Regions from separate parts of the Mus musculus genome. Here region 2 is linked to region 1. Evidence: chromatin loops called from intact Hi-C (ENCODE). Cell type or tissue: heart. All regions are shown on one strand. Links, peaks and the distances in the headings refer to the core of each region. The heading gives the core; the rest is flanking DNA. Region 1 holds the start of Ift57 (intraflagellar transport 57). Region 2 has its middle 120 kb from the start of Gm31494.

Evidence for each region. A loop is a pair of places that touch in the nucleus more often than their neighbours do. Peaks named below come from ENCODE experiments on the same cell type or tissue, not always from the same donor. Only the 100,000 strongest peaks of a DNase experiment are listed, where the experiment ranks them.
Region 2: a loop joins it to region 1, with 3 times the contacts of the local background. A loop is called at or near these places in 4 of 42 quality-filtered maps.

The regions. Positions count from the first base shown.
Region 1 is chr16:49,694,097-49,702,435 of GRCm38, reverse strand. Ift57 (intraflagellar transport 57) reads right to left here and starts at 3,142. Exons shown (of 11, transcript NM_028680.3): 1 at 2,887-3,142; 2 at 420-582. The coding sequence starts at 3,098. In heart, for the core only: no CTCF peak of the experiment used is centred there; a DNase peak (open chromatin) is centred at 3,285; H3K4me3 peaks cover 1,719 bases; H3K27ac peaks cover 1,125 bases.
Region 2 is chr16:49,525,403-49,533,741 of GRCm38, reverse strand. No RefSeq gene overlaps it. Among named protein-coding and RNA genes, the nearest start is that of Gm31494, 120 kb to the left of the region's middle. In heart, for the core only: a CTCF peak has its summit at 4,495 (motif pointing left); no DNase peak of the experiment used is centred there; H3K27ac peaks cover 1,316 bases.

The DNA.
Region 1 (8,339 bases), core at 181-8,180:
GCCTTTCTCCAGGAACATTCAGAAACAAAAGTACAAGTGAGAAATCTAACAAATCCAAAACCCTTTCAAAGTATGTTGTTTGCTTTATACTCTGCATCATCCCGGGAGGGGAAGAGCTAAGCAGCTACCTAAGAATTTACTTTTGAGGCTTACAAAACTTAAAAAAAAAATATTATTAATCTGGCCTAAAGAGAGTCTATAGTAACATTTTTAGAAGTGGAAATCATGTTACATAAAGTATCAACCATTCTGGGAAGGTCTTACTTTAAAATAAATTTAAAAATCACTCATATCAGTCAATTATCAGTCTGTCTGTCTACTCTTCCAAAAGAGTCATCTGAAAGGCTAGTACCTGTTACTGAACTGTTACTATTGAAATCCACAGTCTGAGAATACGGAGAAGAGAGTATCTCACTTACAAAAGAGCGAAGCTCAGAGAGTATATTAGATATAGTTGCATTGGGATCGTCGTATTCTTGAGGCTGCTCAAAGGCACGGCCAGTTTTGTTGATCAGCCACGCAGCAAGAGTGCAAAACATGTAGAACTGCTCGCCTGGGTTGGTAGGCAGAGCAAAGTAGTGTCTGTTTCAAAGGAAGGGAGGATTGGATGTGTAAGCTAAAGCAAGTCAACAGTGAGTAAGTCCAAAGTTGCTAATTGTCCCTCAAGCATCCTTCATTAATACTCTTGAACGATCTAGTGATTCACGGCACTCAGAACGTTTCGAGCTAGTATCAAGGGACAATCCCTACAGCACACAAAATATTTGACCAAAACCCCCTACAACCAGGGAATGGAAGGTAGTAATTTTTGAGAATGGCATGAAGGTTTGGTCAAAATCAATTAACTGGTCATGAGTAAGTTCCTCCGCCCCCCAAGTGGCAACTGTGGATTTAAAGAGACTAATAACTTAGCATGTTTTTACTGGTTGTAGCCTACCAGCTATGCCAAACATCTTAGCTACATATTCCAATCAACTCCTTAAAGTGCTGCCAGGAGCGTCTTCCCTCAGTCCTGCACAACCATAACTTATGGGAATGGAACCCTACACAGGTACATTTCAGAGGTTCCCAACTTAGATGGTGCAGGGTTTCAGAAAGGAACAAGAACCTCCATGAGGTCCCCACACGTCACCACTGCTGCACTTTGCTAATTCCATTACTGTACTAGATATGTTCCCATGAGGGTAGATTTGTACAGAGCTAAGGAGGACATAAAAGGTACAACTAGCATCATCCAAAAGGTGAATCAGAGATCTGCTTTGTTTTCTCTATGTTGCTATCACTATTACATACATATATATATACACATATATATAATATGAATTTAAAGAGACTAATGACTTATGTTTTTAAATGTGTGTGTATGTATAAAACCAATTACATAAGAATCAGTGATCTATACTTCTATTTTCTAAACTTTTTCCATCCAGAAAGTATAAATGTTCAGGTACAGGTTTACAAGGAATTTACCCACCAATAACTGTTTATTCCTTATTATCACTCCTTGAGGCCAGAGGAAGGGACACTGACAGATACTGTGGGCCTGTGATGGGGATTCGGCAGCATGAAGGTATATCAGAATCACCTACAGATGTTTTATCTCCAGACCTTCTGAAAAGGCAGACCTGGACAAGAGCCTGACAACTTCTTCCTACATCCCCAGGTGATGTGGACGTGCTAGTCTGATGGTGACACCTTGACCTACTGGCTAGAATATCTCCACACAAATCCGTGGTACAAAGTGTCTTGCTCAAGCTTTGAGTTTCAGTACAGCAAGGCATTAATAAGAGCTCGTTAATAATATTACTATTAATAGTAAGTCCACTTTCCCTTTGTTTGACAGATAAATTTGAAAAACTTAACACTTTTATCCCCACCAAAAATGTTGGCCATCTATATTACTATGACCAATTTATTTTAAATAATAATCCCAATCTAGAAACTTCTATTATGGATCAGGATCAAGATGATCTTTCTTCTCTAATTTTTCTCCTTTTACAGACTAACTTGGCATTGTGGGCAGATTTTATACAAGAATTCTTCCAGACCTGTCTGGAAGAGGGTAAGAGCTTAAAACTGCCAAGAGAAATGATATGTGTCCCATTGATGGAAAAGAAAGTACGATAAATAACTCTTTAATTTCTTCTTACAGAATAAAACAAACACGGGATTTAGAGGGAAAAAAAAGCAATAGAACACAGTTATCACTAAGCTACCATGATTACAGGAGGGACTTTTGTCTATCACTCTTGACAACTATAGGCTCTGCCTTGGGGATATTCCAAACTTTCCCCACTACCGCAAGCGGGAACTTTAGGTCCTATATTGAGGGCCATTCCAAACACTTATTTCATTTGCCTTCTCCACTTCCCATTTTCTAAGAGTATTGTTGCAAAAGCACTAAGTCGTTTGAACCATAGTAATTAGCCCACAAGTTTACTTACTACATAACAAGTGCTGCTCAGAAATGTCCTAAGTATTCACAGTTGTTAGTTTACAAAGTCTAGCAAAGGAAAACATAAACTAGAAAGAGATCTAAATGATAAGGGCGCTCATCGCTAGAGATAGGTTTTTCTACCCTTTCTACTTTGGGTATTTTATTATATTTAAAACAAGATTTGTGTTTGGTAGACGGTGCGTGACTGTTTTGAAAAATGGGCAGACTGTCTTCCCCAGTCCTCCCTGCCATTACAAAACTTGTTTACTTTCTCCACAAAATGATCAAGTCTGAAAAACTACACCTTCCACAGTGCGGAAGTTTCCTTCCTGAGCACAGAAGCCAGAGGAAGGGATGTAAGGACCCCCGCGCGGGGTCTTCGCCTCACCTAAGGGGGAGCGTCCCCCTGGGGTCCAGCCAGCACCCGGCGCTGGGGGCAAGGCACGCACCTGGACGGGGGCTTCAGATTGCTCTTTCGGAGTAGCTCCTCCTCGTAGCGGAGCAGCTTCAGCTTCTCCACTAAGTCTTCCATCACCACGAACATGTGGTAGGCCGCTCCTGGCCCGCGCTCCACCACAGCCTCCCCTGCGCCTTCCCCGCGAGCCCGAGACACCCCATCGTCCAAGCCCGACGGCGGGATCACCGCGGCCGCGGCGGCCATCCCTGCTCAGACCCCCAGCGCCCGGCTGGGCTCCGGCCAGGATCTCTGCAGCCTTCGCCGCCCGCACCCCACAGACCGCACAGTCCCCACCGTTACCAGGCAACCGCAGGGCAGCCGGTCACCACGGCAACCAGACCCGCCTCCTTCGCTCCCAGCCGGCCTCTCTAAATTTTCACCAATCAAAGCTGGATTCTTACGTGACGTCACGCCATGCTGGTCCCTGGCCTAGGGGGTAGCTCCGCCCTATGGGCGTGGCGCATCGTCCCCCACCTCTTCCGCCTCTCCCGCGCGCCTTAAAGGCGTAGGGTCCCCAGCTATTTAGCGCTGCATGCTGAGTACAGCCAAGAGGAGCACAGGATCTGGTATTCTGCTCAGGGCTGCTGAATGAACAGACATCTGGTCATCGAGGTAGCAATTCAAAGGACTGAAACGAAGCAGAACAGAGTGTTGGAGGTTATGCTTGCTCAGTGATTCTTGTTTTATTTTCTCAAAGTGGGAAGTTGTGGTGAAACTCGCTGTCCTTAGGTTCACATTACCTCAGAAATTCCACCCGCAAGACTGCTAGTCTATTTCTTAACTTAATTGCTTATTAGATAGTGCTAGACTTACGAGTATATTCTAAATAAGACTTAAAGTCTTACAATGATCTTATCTCACTCCATTAGGAAAGCGGTTGCTTGGAAGAGGGCAGCTTGGGAAAAGATTTATACCACACACACATTGGCCTCAATCTGTTCCGAGCCCATGCAGATTTAAATTCTTGAGTACTAATGAAATCCCACAAAATATAGTATCTGGAAAGGAAGTGCTGCATTGTAGCACTTACATTTAGATAAGAACATTTCTGCTATTATGTCAGCACGTATTGACCTAGAAAACACATGGAGACATAACTGACCAGGGATGTGACTTATCCTTACAATAAAGTACTGCATCAGGCAATCTTTCTTGTAGTTAAAGATAAGAAGTGAAGCGAAGAGAAGTTGCCTAGCTACTTCTTAAGATAACTCAGAAGCAAGAGGTGTAACATTTGTCTGATTAACCCTGTGCCTGTTAAGGGGTCATCAACAGCTTATATCACACCCTAAATAATGTAGCAGGATCATATTTTTGACATAATTAAAATCTGAATCATATTTGTAAAAATCCTTGTGATAAAAGGAAGAGTTTTTCTTTCTAATCAGCCTTGTTTCTAATGCTAATAAAGGTATCCAAATGAAAAACATTGCTATTCATCAAATAAAAGACACACATAAAACTACTGATTTATGTAGAAAATAAAATGGAGATGAGAAATCCAAGGATAACTGGGTAATTGCACGCCTCACAGGTGGAGGTCAGAGGACAACCTTCTATATCAGTCCTCAACTACTACTTTGAGACAGACAGCTTTTCTGTAAACTTTTTTTAAATTTCTTTTGTTTTAATTAGGTATTTATTTCATTTACATTTCCAATGCTATCCTAAAAGTCCCCCGCCCACTCCCCCACCCACCCATTCCCACTTTTTGGCCCTGACATTCCCCTGTACTGAGGCAGATAAAGTTTGCAAGTCCAAAGGGCCTCTCTTTCCACTGATGGCCAACTAGGCCATCTTTTGATACATATGCAGCTAGAGTCAAGAGATCCAGGGTACTGGTTAGTTCATATTGTTGTTCCACCTACAGGGTTGTAGATCCCTTTAGCTCCTTTGGGTACTTTCAATAGCTACTCCATTGGGGGCCCTGTGATACATCCAATATCTGACTGTGAGCATCCACTTCTGTGTTTGCTAGGCCCTGGCATAGTCTCACAAGAGACAGCTATATCTGGGTCCTTTCAGCAAAATCTTGCTAGTGTATGCAATGGTGTCAGCGTTTGGAAGCTGATTATGGGATGGATCCCTGGGTATGGCAGTCTCTAGATGGTCCATCCTTTTGTCTCAGCTCCAAACTGTGTCTCTGTAACTCCTTCCATGGGAGTTTTGTTCCCAATTCTAAGAAGGGGCAAAGTGTCCACACTTTGGTCTTCGTTCTTCTTGAGTTTCATGTGTTTAGCAAATTGTATCTTGGGTATTCTAAGTTTCTGGGCTAATATCCACTTATCAGTGAGTACATATTGTGTGAGTTCTTTTGTGATTGTGTTACCTCACTCAGGATGATGCCCTCCAGGTCCATCCATTTGCCTAGGAATTTCATAAATTCATTCTTTTTAATAGCTGACTAGTACTCCATTGTGTAAATGTACCACATTTTCTGTATCCATTTCTCTGTTGAGGGGCATCTGGGTTCTTTCTAGCTTCTGGCTATTATAAATAAGGCTGCTATGAACATAGTGGAGCGTGTGTCCTTCTTACAGGTTGGAACATCTTCTGGATATATGCCCAGGAGAGGTATTGCTGGATCCTCCAGTAATACTATGTCCAATTTTCTGAGGAACCACCAGACTGATTTCCAGAGTGGTTGTACAAGCTTGCAATCCCACCAACAATGGAGGAGTGTTCCTCTTGCTCCACATCCTTGCCAGCATCTGCTGTCACCTGAATTTTTGATCTTAGCCATTCTGTCTGGTGTGAGGTGGAATCTCAGGGTTGTTTTGATTTGCATTTCTCTGATGATTAAGGATGTTGAACATTTTTTTCAGGTGCTTCTCAGCCATTCGGTATTCCTCAGGTGAGAATTCTTTGTTTAGCTCTGAGCCCCATTTTTTAATGGGGTTATTTGATTTTCTGGAATCCACCTTCTTGATGTGTGTGTGTGTGTGTGTGTGTGTGTGTGTGTGTGTGCGTGTATATATATATATATGAATGATATTAGCCCCCTATCTGTGTGTGTGTGTATATATATATATATATATATATATATATATATATGATATTAGCCCCCTATCTGATTTAGGATAGGTAAAGATCCTTTCTCAATCTGTTGGTGGCTTTTTTTGTCTTATTGATGGTGTCTTTTTCCTTACAGAAGCTTTGCAATTTTATGAGGTCCCATTTGTCAATTCTCGATCTTACAGCACAAGCCATTGCTGTTCTATTCAGGAATTTTCCCCTGTACCCATATCTTCGAGGCTTTTCCCCAATTTCTCCTCTATAAGTTTCAGTGTCTCTGGTTTTATGTGGAGTTCTTTAATCCACTTAGATTTGACCTTAGTACAAAGAGATAGAAATGGATCAATTCACATTCTTCTACATGATAACCACCAATTGTGCCAGCACCATTTGTTGAAAATGCTGTCCTTTCCCCACTGGATGGTTTTTGCTCCCTTGTCAAAGATCAGGTGACCATAGGTTTGTGGGTTCATTTCTGGGTCTTCAATTCTATTCCATTTGTCTACTTGTCTGTCGCTATACCAGTACCATGCCATTTTTATCACAATTGCTCTGTAGTACAGCTTTAGGTCAGGCATGGTGATTCCACCAGAGGTTCTTTTATCCTTGAGAAGAGTTTTTGCTATCCTAGGTTTTTTGTTATTCCAGATGAATTTGCAGATTGCCCTTTCTAATTCGTTGAAGAATTGAGTTGGAATTTTGATGGGGATTGCATTGAATCTGTAGATTGCTTTTGGCAAGATAACCATTTTTACTATATTGATCCTGCCAATCCACGAGCATGGGAGATCTTTCTATCTTCTGAGATCTTCTTTAATTTCTTTCTTCAGAGACTTGAAGTTCTTATCATACAGATCTTTCACTTCCTTAGTTAGAGTCACACCAAGGTATTTTGTATTATTTGTGACTATTGAGAAGGGTGTTGTTTCCCTAATTTCTTTCTCAGCCTGTTTATCCTTTGTGTACAGAAAGGCCATTGACTTGTTTTAGTTCTGTAAACTTCTAAGGCAGCAGTTCTCAACCTTGTGGGTCACAAGACCCCTCTTGGGTGTGTGTGGGGTCACATATAGGATATCCTTCATATCAGATATTTGTATTATGATTCATAACAGTAGCAAAATTACAGATATGAAGTAGCAATGAGAACAATTACATGGCTGTGGTCACTACAATATGAGGAACTGTATTAAAGGGTTATAGCCTTTCGAGAACCACTGGTCTAGGGGATTCTCCCATCTCTGCCTTCTATATTTCTGTAGAACTGTAAACCCACACTATAGTCCTCCTGTTTATATAGGTTCTGGGGAATTGAACTTAAGTCTACACACCTGCAGCACAATGTTTACCCACTGAGCTGTATCCACAACCTTAGAACCGCTTTTTAAATAGCCTTGCTTTGTAAGTCATGAGCTAGTGGCTATTAGTAGAGACAAATGGAGAGATTTAGTTTGCTTCTACCCCCTGTCAAATTAGCTTTTAATTTTCTTAGCTATCCTACAACAGTGATTACCCCCAGACATGACCATATTTAATGACCACACATGGAAGTTGAGAGCCTTACAAGATGAAGATGAAGCTTTTTAGAAATAAAATAAGAGTCACAAATATTCATACAAACAACAAGCGTTTCATGGGTTTTAAATGACTCTTGAAAGGCTCTGGGATAGCAGGGGTGGGCGTTCCCTCAGAGCATGCTGCCTGCATGAGGTGTTCTGACATCTCGGAAGGTTATGCAGCACAGTAGGAAATAGTCAAATACTGCTTCGTAGATGACTTTCTATACTGTATGTATTTTGACTTGGCGGGAAGTTATACTTTTTCCAGAATCCAGCCATTTCCTTCCCAGACTTGGTCTGGTTTGCAAGCAGGTAAAGAATTAGTTTTCCATTGAAAATGTGAAGAAAGGAAAAAAAGAAAGAAATGAAGAAAGGAAGGAAGGAGAAAGAAAAAAGAGGGAGGGAGGGAAGGAGGGAGGGAAGGAAGGACAGAGGAAAGAACTAAGGAAGGACTAAAGTATAAACTATTCCCAATAATTCTGGCACATAAACAATAAAAAGAGAGAAAATTAAATTCTTCACCACATTATGGTTTCCCACAGAGGGAAAATAGAAAAGAACATAGAAATATCATTTAACTTTAATAAGCAGAGATGTTTCCACATGTCCTTATTTATCTGTAAGAGCTGCCGACAACTGACAGCCCTTTTCTTGGTGGAAATAGTTCCCTTCATGAGAATATCCACTCATATCCTCTTCCGAGTTATCTCAGTGACGGGGAAGCTCCATACTGTATTTTTAATAGCTTTTTTTTTTTTTCTGCAAGACTAACCCTGTGACTATGGTGTCAGATAGGGCTGAAAGAGATTGGAATGCCGCAGCAAGTGCACACTTCCAGTAAAGACTTATCCTCACAGTCCTCTTGACCACTATT
Region 2 (8,339 bases), core at 11-8,010, 170 kb after region 1:
GGCCAGCTCCCACGTAGAACCCTGCAGGGAGGAATTCTGGGACAGCTCTCCTGCTTAGTTACACTGTAGCAATACAAAGCCTCCGTGTAGCCTGCCACTGTCTTAGGTGAAACTGTTTACCTTAGCAGTTAAAAGTCCACAGGAGGCTCTCCATGTGCGTCAGTTAGGAAGGTCTTAATTGCACATTTGACATGCCTAACTGGGGCAAGGTCTGCATCACAGTGCTTAGCCACCAGAGCTAAAAATAGAGCATTGAATGAAAGCGCTAGTTAAGCAAAGTCAGCTACCTTCATAACCACTTGCCAACCTGCCCTCCGCCCTGTGGCACACAATTAGCCTAAAGAAATCTTCTACTAATCTTATATATTAAGAAGCAACAGGGATTAAAAGAAAAAGTACTCTTTTAGCATCCGCATTCAAGATGTTCTTGTATCTGTTTAGTCTTTGGTGCTCAATGTTAGAATGTAGTTTTCTTTCATTTGAGGATCAAAAGGCTCCAGCCACTCTGAAAGCAATGGATGGCATTCCATGTAATTTTTACATTTCTTTAATCACCTTGTTTAAAGTGCCTTCTACACTACATAAACATGTCTTTCTCAAGTGCCTCTTTCAAACGCAATTTAAGTTTGATTAATAGATCAGCATCCTCCTTTTATTTCTCTGATCAATGTTTATAAAAAGGAACTCCTCTTTTTTTTTTTTTTCTGGAACCTGGAAAGCAGAGTGTATGCCAGTGCGTTCTCTGACATTCCAGTGACTGTGAGCGGAGGAGCTCGCCCAGACCGGTCTGAGCCCTTTCCAGAGGTTTTTAAAGATCTCCATGAGCTTCTTGGGGAGGCAGGGAATTGAGGAGATTATCTGCTAGCAGACAGCAGGCCCTGGTGACTGCCCCAGGGACATGCTCTGTCACTCTCCATTTCTGCATCCCCTCCACCATTGGAAGAGATTCCGCAAGCACAGTTCCTTCAGGAAACGTTCCCTGTATTTACGGCAGTTGAAGGATTTTAGGCTCTTCTTCTGTGAATGGGGGGCAATCAGTCATCACACTGCCCAGCAAGGTATCCCTGTTCATCTCTTGCCGAAGCAATTTCTGCCTCACTTGTTTTATTCGTTCTTGGACACAGCTGTGACAAAGTGAAATGTGGGTGGGGTTTGAAGGCCCCGTGACCTCCCACAGCTGAGGACCATTGGAGTACTGCCCCTCCCTAAGCAAATCCTTTCTATGGCCTTGCTGGACAGGCTCTGCACAGTCCACCCCGAATCAGTGGGGTGATACTTCTCCAGCTGAGCCACCAGTCAAGCCACTCCCCTAGAGCCCTCCAACTGGGCCTTATGATTGAGACAGCTGTCCAGGTAGCAGTGGGATCTCTATGGAGCAACCAATGACTCAGCCTTCTCAGACTTAGATCTCAGTGTCTTCCACGTAGCCAAGTTTTAGCCTCCTTCGAAAAGGTCGATATTTATGATTGGCAATCCTATCAGTGTACCTTGTAGGAGTATTAGTAATTCATTTATCATAAACAAACAATCTAGGTACACACCAACCTTTGAAAATGAAAGGAGACTGTCATCTGCCCAGGGGACTGTCCTAGCTGCTTTACAGCCATTTAATGAAGGGTAGCTAATATCTCATTTTGCTAATCTCTTTTAACTTGTTTTCCTAAAGCTCAATCGCATTTACGAACGATGCTCCAGGGGAGGACCTCAGTAAAGAAGCTGAGGCCCTACTCCCCCTGCCTCATCCCCTATCCAACATTCAGTTCAGAGTTCTGTGTCCTTCCTTCACTTTGACCAGAAAATGAGGGCACTCCCTTCTGCTACTGCATTGGAACAGCCAGTTAATGAAGCACGGAACTGTAGCAAGATCCATTGTCTGTGCTTGGGGGAGTATTTGGGATAAAAAGAAGAGACCTATAACCCAGTCCTTGTCCTCCTTGCTGTGTGTCATTACCTCCATGTTAAGCATCTTCCCTTGTAGGTCTACATAGATACAGGACAACGCTATGTTCTAGGGTACCATGGAAAGTATTCATTTGGGATTCCCAGCCCATTCACTTGAGCTTTCCAAATCATCTTTGCTGCATGGATTTGTGAACAGGAGTCTATCTACACACATAAGGGTCCAAACTTGGGTCTAGTTAACCCTGAATCAAGCAATTACAAAATAAATAAATAAATAAATAAATAAATAATGCGTTCTTCTCAAATTACCCCTTCATCACTAACAGGGAAGGTTTTTTTGTTGTTGTTTTTGTTTTGTTTTATTTTTTTAAACAACCTAGATTCATCTCTTGTAATTCTTTTTAAAAAGAAAGAGAAGAAAAAAATCTGCTACATTGGTCCATAGGATGTTTGAGCCCTAGGCCAACACATTTCAAAAGTTAGAGCTCCTGAATATCTATCTCATTTTTCTAACCTTTTTTTTTTTTTTTTTTTTTTGCTTTAGCTTTGGGTTTATTGACTTGAGATTCTGCCATCTCTGCCCTTTCCTTGACTTCATTCAGCTCATGTTACTGCACCTAATGCTTGTAAAGGTATTGATTGACTTGTGTGTCTTATAAATACAAAAATAATACTGAAATAAAAACCCCACAATCATTATATAGATTTTTTTGTTGTTGCCTCTGACATGAACTAGTTGAAAGTATGAAAGGAATAATCAAGACTTTTGAGTACTGAGTGGGAAATCAAGTTTGGTTATGCTCCCAACATTTGTGACAGACACACAAGATCCATTTTGACAGCTGTTAATCCCTGGAATCTCAGAACGTGGTTGATAGTTTCCACCAACTGTAAGTCATAGTACGGTGTGTACAGGTTTGCCATGTTGTGGGACAGCCACCGCTGCTTGCTTCACCATTAGTTCAATGTCTCATTCTTCTCCTGGGCAGGGGGCACGGACTTAAAAAGTGATATGAATCAATAGGTATTCATTAGATTCAGTGACGTTTTAGCCCAAGTTATTTAATCAATTCAAAACCTCTTAGTAGATAATATTATCAGACATAAACACGCATATACCTGTGCACAGTGACTATTAGTGATAGTCAATGAACCTATGAGGCTGTGGGTTAGCAACCCAAGACGAGCATTTATATTTCAGTGCTGGTAGTTTTGTCAATAGAGGTATTCTAGTTAATCTGGAAAAAGCTATGTGAACTGTATATTTATTTAAGATTTGATTACAAGGATGCCCCAGTGTGACAATTATATCCAAAATGTGCCAACCTTCCTTTTGCTCAGCTAATGTCTTGTAGAGGACATGTTTGGTTGCAGCTTCAAGGTCAAGGGAGAACGCTCTGACTTCCTGTAGGGGAAAGCTGACCCCTGTCTCTCTGTCGCTGTCTCCCTGTCCTTGTCTCTGTCTGTCTGTCTCTCTCTTTTTCTCTCCCTCTCTCTCTTTCTCCCTCCCCATCTCTGTCTGTCTTTTAATCATTAGCCATAATCCAGTTTTGAGCAAAACCAGAGAATGGGCAGACATGACGCCAACCTTGTCCCTTCTGCCAAGCTGCTCCCTTAGCACAGGGGACCAGCCAATATCAACAGCCGGGAAATCTATGACAAGGCAACTGCCTCTGGAAGTCTCTGCTCCCTCCAGTTGCTGCTGTGACTTTGTGTTCTCAGCTGAACTTCATCCACTGGAGTCTAAATTCAGCTCAGACGCTCCTTGCCTGCCTCTGCTTGGAATGCAGAGATCAGCATGTGAAGGTCGTTTGAAGGATCCTATGTTCTATCCTGGGCATAGCTTTGTGAGAGGAAATGAGGGTAGGAAACATTTTACACATCCTCTCAAAGTTGTGATTTATAAAACTTAACTCTACCTGCTCCATATTTTGAGTAATTATTAATTCTCATTTCGAGTAACAACAGGGACATTTCTCTTGGTCCACAGCACCAACCCACCAGCTGGAAGTCAAAAACCTTAGGGTTCAATTTGGTCTTCTGTCCTTCCATCTCAGCCAAACTGTCCTAGCCAAAATTTTCTCAGTAGGAGAAAAATCCATTAGCAAGTCATTACAACATCCACATGTGCAAAACAGGAAACCAAACATCTTTCCAACACCTACCACTTGAACTTTCCAACTGACTCTCAGCTTCAGGTAATGGAGTTACAGAAAATGCAAATTTCCTGGAACTCTGATATAAATACCAGCAGGCAGAGGACAATTCTTTAAGTTCTGTGGACCTTGGTGCATCTGTTCTCACTGCCTTAATAGTGGTCCAGACTAGAGCTGGAGGAAGGTGATCTATTTAGTGGGCCAGTTTTTCCCAGCTGTACTCTGTGGAGCTCATGTTATTTTGAGAAAGGAGAAAAGGTAAGCAGGTAAATAGGGCCGTTCATGCCCCCACCCTCCGCTGTCATTTCAGCCATTCCAATGTGAAGCTCTTTAACTTCCCAAATGAAGAAAACATTTGAACCTACTGCAGCTTGAAGAACTGATGTCACATCTGCCACCTGATGTTCACATTTCAGTACTGGCTCCATCTGCTGGTAAACTTATGTCACTGGATCAAAATACTTGAGGCAATCCTTTCAGAGTTTTAGAGACAGCAAAACTGACTCATCTGCAGTTCCCTTTAGTCCAGAACTGCAGCAGAATACCATGTAGTAGCCATGTGATAGATAAAAGAATTGTCTTATCATGAGACAAAATTCACAGATCACATGAAGCACAAGAAAGAGGAAGACCAAAGTGTGGATGCTTTGGTCCTTCTTAGAAAAGGGGAAAGTACTCACAGGAGGAAACACGGAGACAAAAGTGAGGAGCAGAGACTGAAGGAAAGGCCATCCAGAGACTGCCTCACCTGGGGATCCATCCCATGTACAGTCACCAAACCCAGAAGCTATTGAGGATGCCAAGAGGTGCTTGTTGACAGGAGCCTGATATAACCTGAGAAGCTCTGCCAGAGCCTGACAAATATAGAAGCAGATACTCAGTCAACCATTGGACTGAGCACAGGGTCCCCAATGGATGAGTTAGAGAAAGGACTGAAGACGCTGAAGGGGTTTGCAACCCCATAGGAGGAACAACAATATCAACCAACCAGACCACTTTCTTCCCCTGACCCCAGACTCCCAGGGACTAAACCACCAACCAAAAGTACACATGGAGGGACCCATGGCTCCAGTTGCATATGTAGCAGAGGATGGCCTTGTTGGGTATCAATGGGAGGAGAGGCCCTTGGTCCTGTGAAGGCTCCATGCCCCAGTGTAGATGAATGCCAGGGCAGGGAGGTGGGAGTGGGTAGGTGGGTGGAGGAACACCTTCATAGAAGCAGGGGGGCTGTGATAGGGGGTTTTGGGTGGTGGGAACCTGGAAAAGGTATAACATTTGAAATGTAAATAAAGAAAATATCCATTAAAAATAACATGGGCATGTGTGCATAAGCAAAGGACCAGCAGAGCTTGAGATAAAGGAAGGCAAGGAGAACCAGGGTCCCAATGTCCCTTCATTGGCATGTCCCCAGTACCATTCTTCTATAAGGTCCAGTTTGTAACATTTCTATCACCCATCAATAATGGTGTATGCTAAGAACTAGGTCTTTAAGGTATAGCACTTTGGGGAACATTCATGATTTAAACTATAACATTCTGCTCTGGTCCAGTAGCTTACTGTTTTTCTCAGCACAAAGCAAATTAAGTCTATGTTCAGAATCTTAATCAATATTGGCCGTATTCAACAGTACAAATTCAGAGTCTACTCTGATACTTGAGACAAACTTCTGGGTGTGAGCCTTAAAAAATCAAAACAAAGAACATACCTGTAAGATCATGGCATGGGATAGACATTCCCAATCCAAAGGAGAGAATTCTGGGTCAAGAAAGGAAGAATCAGACAGAAACTCTATGGGACAAATGAACCTCAAGTTTCCATGTCCTGCATCTTGGGCAGATGATAGCATACTGGCTTTCCAAGGGCTTGGACAAAACTTTCTCTGGCTTTGCTGCTGGCTTCATTCCACGTGACCTATCTCAGGTTGGCTCTGCATGCTGTGTGTAGCCTCTTACGTCTAAGTCAGCTTTCCATGGCTGTGAGGAAATACTTGAAATAAACAACCTAGAAGCAGGAAAGATCTATTTGTGCTTCCAACTTGGAAGACTTCAGCCTATGATCACTTAGCTGTGTTGCTTTGGGACATGTTATGAAGCAGAGCACCACAATGGTGAGCCTGTGATAAACTCACTTTTTGGGAGGAGAGATTTTGAAGATATAGAGGAAGAGGATAGCCCCAATATCTTGATCAGACAAACATCCATTTTCTAGGCTCCAGACCACAGTGTTTCAGCTACCTTTCTATACTGTCGCAGGCAGACTACCAAATCTTGCATACATTGCTTTTAGGGGACATCACAGGTGCATATTCTTGCCGTCTCTCTTTCCAAGGATTCTCACTGCTGTACATATCATCCTAACAGAGGCTTCCATTGAGTTCTCTGACTCCACTGTTGTCTTTCTAAACTGATTTTGAAATTTAAGTTGAAGTCTTCATGACCCCCGTAACTGTGACATTTATCATATTGTGAAGCAGTATTATGTGGGGGTTGGCACCAAGGTCATAAGTGGGACCTTTACTAGGGCCCACTTGACCATGGCTACAGTCACTTGATCTGATGAGTGATCTGGTGTCCATACTCACAGGGGAAATGATTCGAGGAAAGAACTCCATCACTACTTCAGTGCCAGCTGAGGTCCAAAGACTCATATTTCAAAGGAGAGTCTTGAAGCAAGTTTATATGGCCATGCCTTTGACCCCATAATGAGCAAGAGTTTGTCAGTTCCTCTGGTGCCCTTGAGGAATCGTTCTTGCTATCCTGGTACAAAGTGCATGGTTTTCTAACACCATCGATTGCCTTAGCATGCTAGCAGCACTCCTATATCCTTATCAGCATCTTTGAACCCACTCATTTTTGGGGCTAAACTGTGTTACTTAGATATTTCCTCTATGTTTTGCTCCCATTTCTCATGATAAATTTGGCTAAAGTGGCCAATGGTATTCCAGTCACTGACTGAGCATCTCGAAATTTCCTCTGCCAGATCAATGTGTCACCTACAAAGCTTCACCCCCCACCCCCAGAGCAGGTCAGGGACAGAATGCACCTGGATTCTTGTCACAGTAAGACATTCAAATTACTTGCCAGAGTATGGCAATGATGGTCTCTTGATCCGTTTCCAAAAGAGACCTTATATTATCTGAAATCCTAGAAGCAAAACCTTTATTTTTGGAATTTCTATGAGCATTCTGGTCTCTGAGCCCTCAACTTCTTCTGCTCACAGCATCTAATCTTGCTTTACTCTGCTTTTACAAATTTGCCAGTTCTAAATGTTTCCAAATCACGCTACTGGACAGAGTCTGAAATGACCCAGTTTCTTTGGGCTTCTTTTCTGTAACAAGGTTTCTGTTAACATGTACCAAAATATCGGAGATAGTCAGCTTCAAAGAAGAAAGGTCTGTGCTATTGATTAATTGACTGACTGATTGGTTTGTTGATTTACTTGTCACGGTTTCAAGACTTTTAGGTCTTAAGCCAAGTTAGGCCAGGTTGCTTTTACATCTGCAACAAGGCTAGTGCATCACAGTGACATTGAACTCAGGAGGAAACTGCTCACCAGACTGCATCTAGGTAGGGAGGATGGAGGTACAGGGTCCCAATATCCCCTTTAAGATAGAAAGTGGCACCCTCTCGCCACTGGAGTCTAGGAAACAGAAATGGAAGTTCTCGAATCCCAATGCTTGTTTTAATCACACACTCAACTAGACTTCCTTCTATTAGGCTCTTCTTAAAAGTCTCAGTGTCTCCCCGTAGCACTGAATCAGTAACCAAACTTTTATACTTGATGTGTATTTTAGATACTGTTAAAGATTTCTGCTTTGTATCTTCCTCTTTGATTCTCTGACTTCCCTTCTACCACGCCCCTCCACAAACCTTCCCTCAGCAACCAGTGTCACTGGCCCATATTTACACATCTTTCCTCTGTACATTTAGCCAAGTTATTTCTACCATCAACAAGCCCATTCCTCCCTGTAGTTTATTCTTATGGTACACAGTTAAGTGTTAAGTTTTAAAGTTACTGAATCATAGATAGATACATGGGTTAACCAGTTAATTTAAGGAACTGAGGCAGGACTGTGTTTTAATTTTTTTTTTTTTGCTTTTATTGCCTATCCCTCTACCTCTCTTGCTTATGAAACTGAAAGATTCATGACTCTGTGTGTTTATAATAAGTTCTAGTATCAATACCGGATTCATTTATAATCACAGTGAACCATGACTGAAGATATTAATGATGTGTCTCTTACTCAGGGTGGCAAAGGGGTCACATCTTAATCTGAAGTAT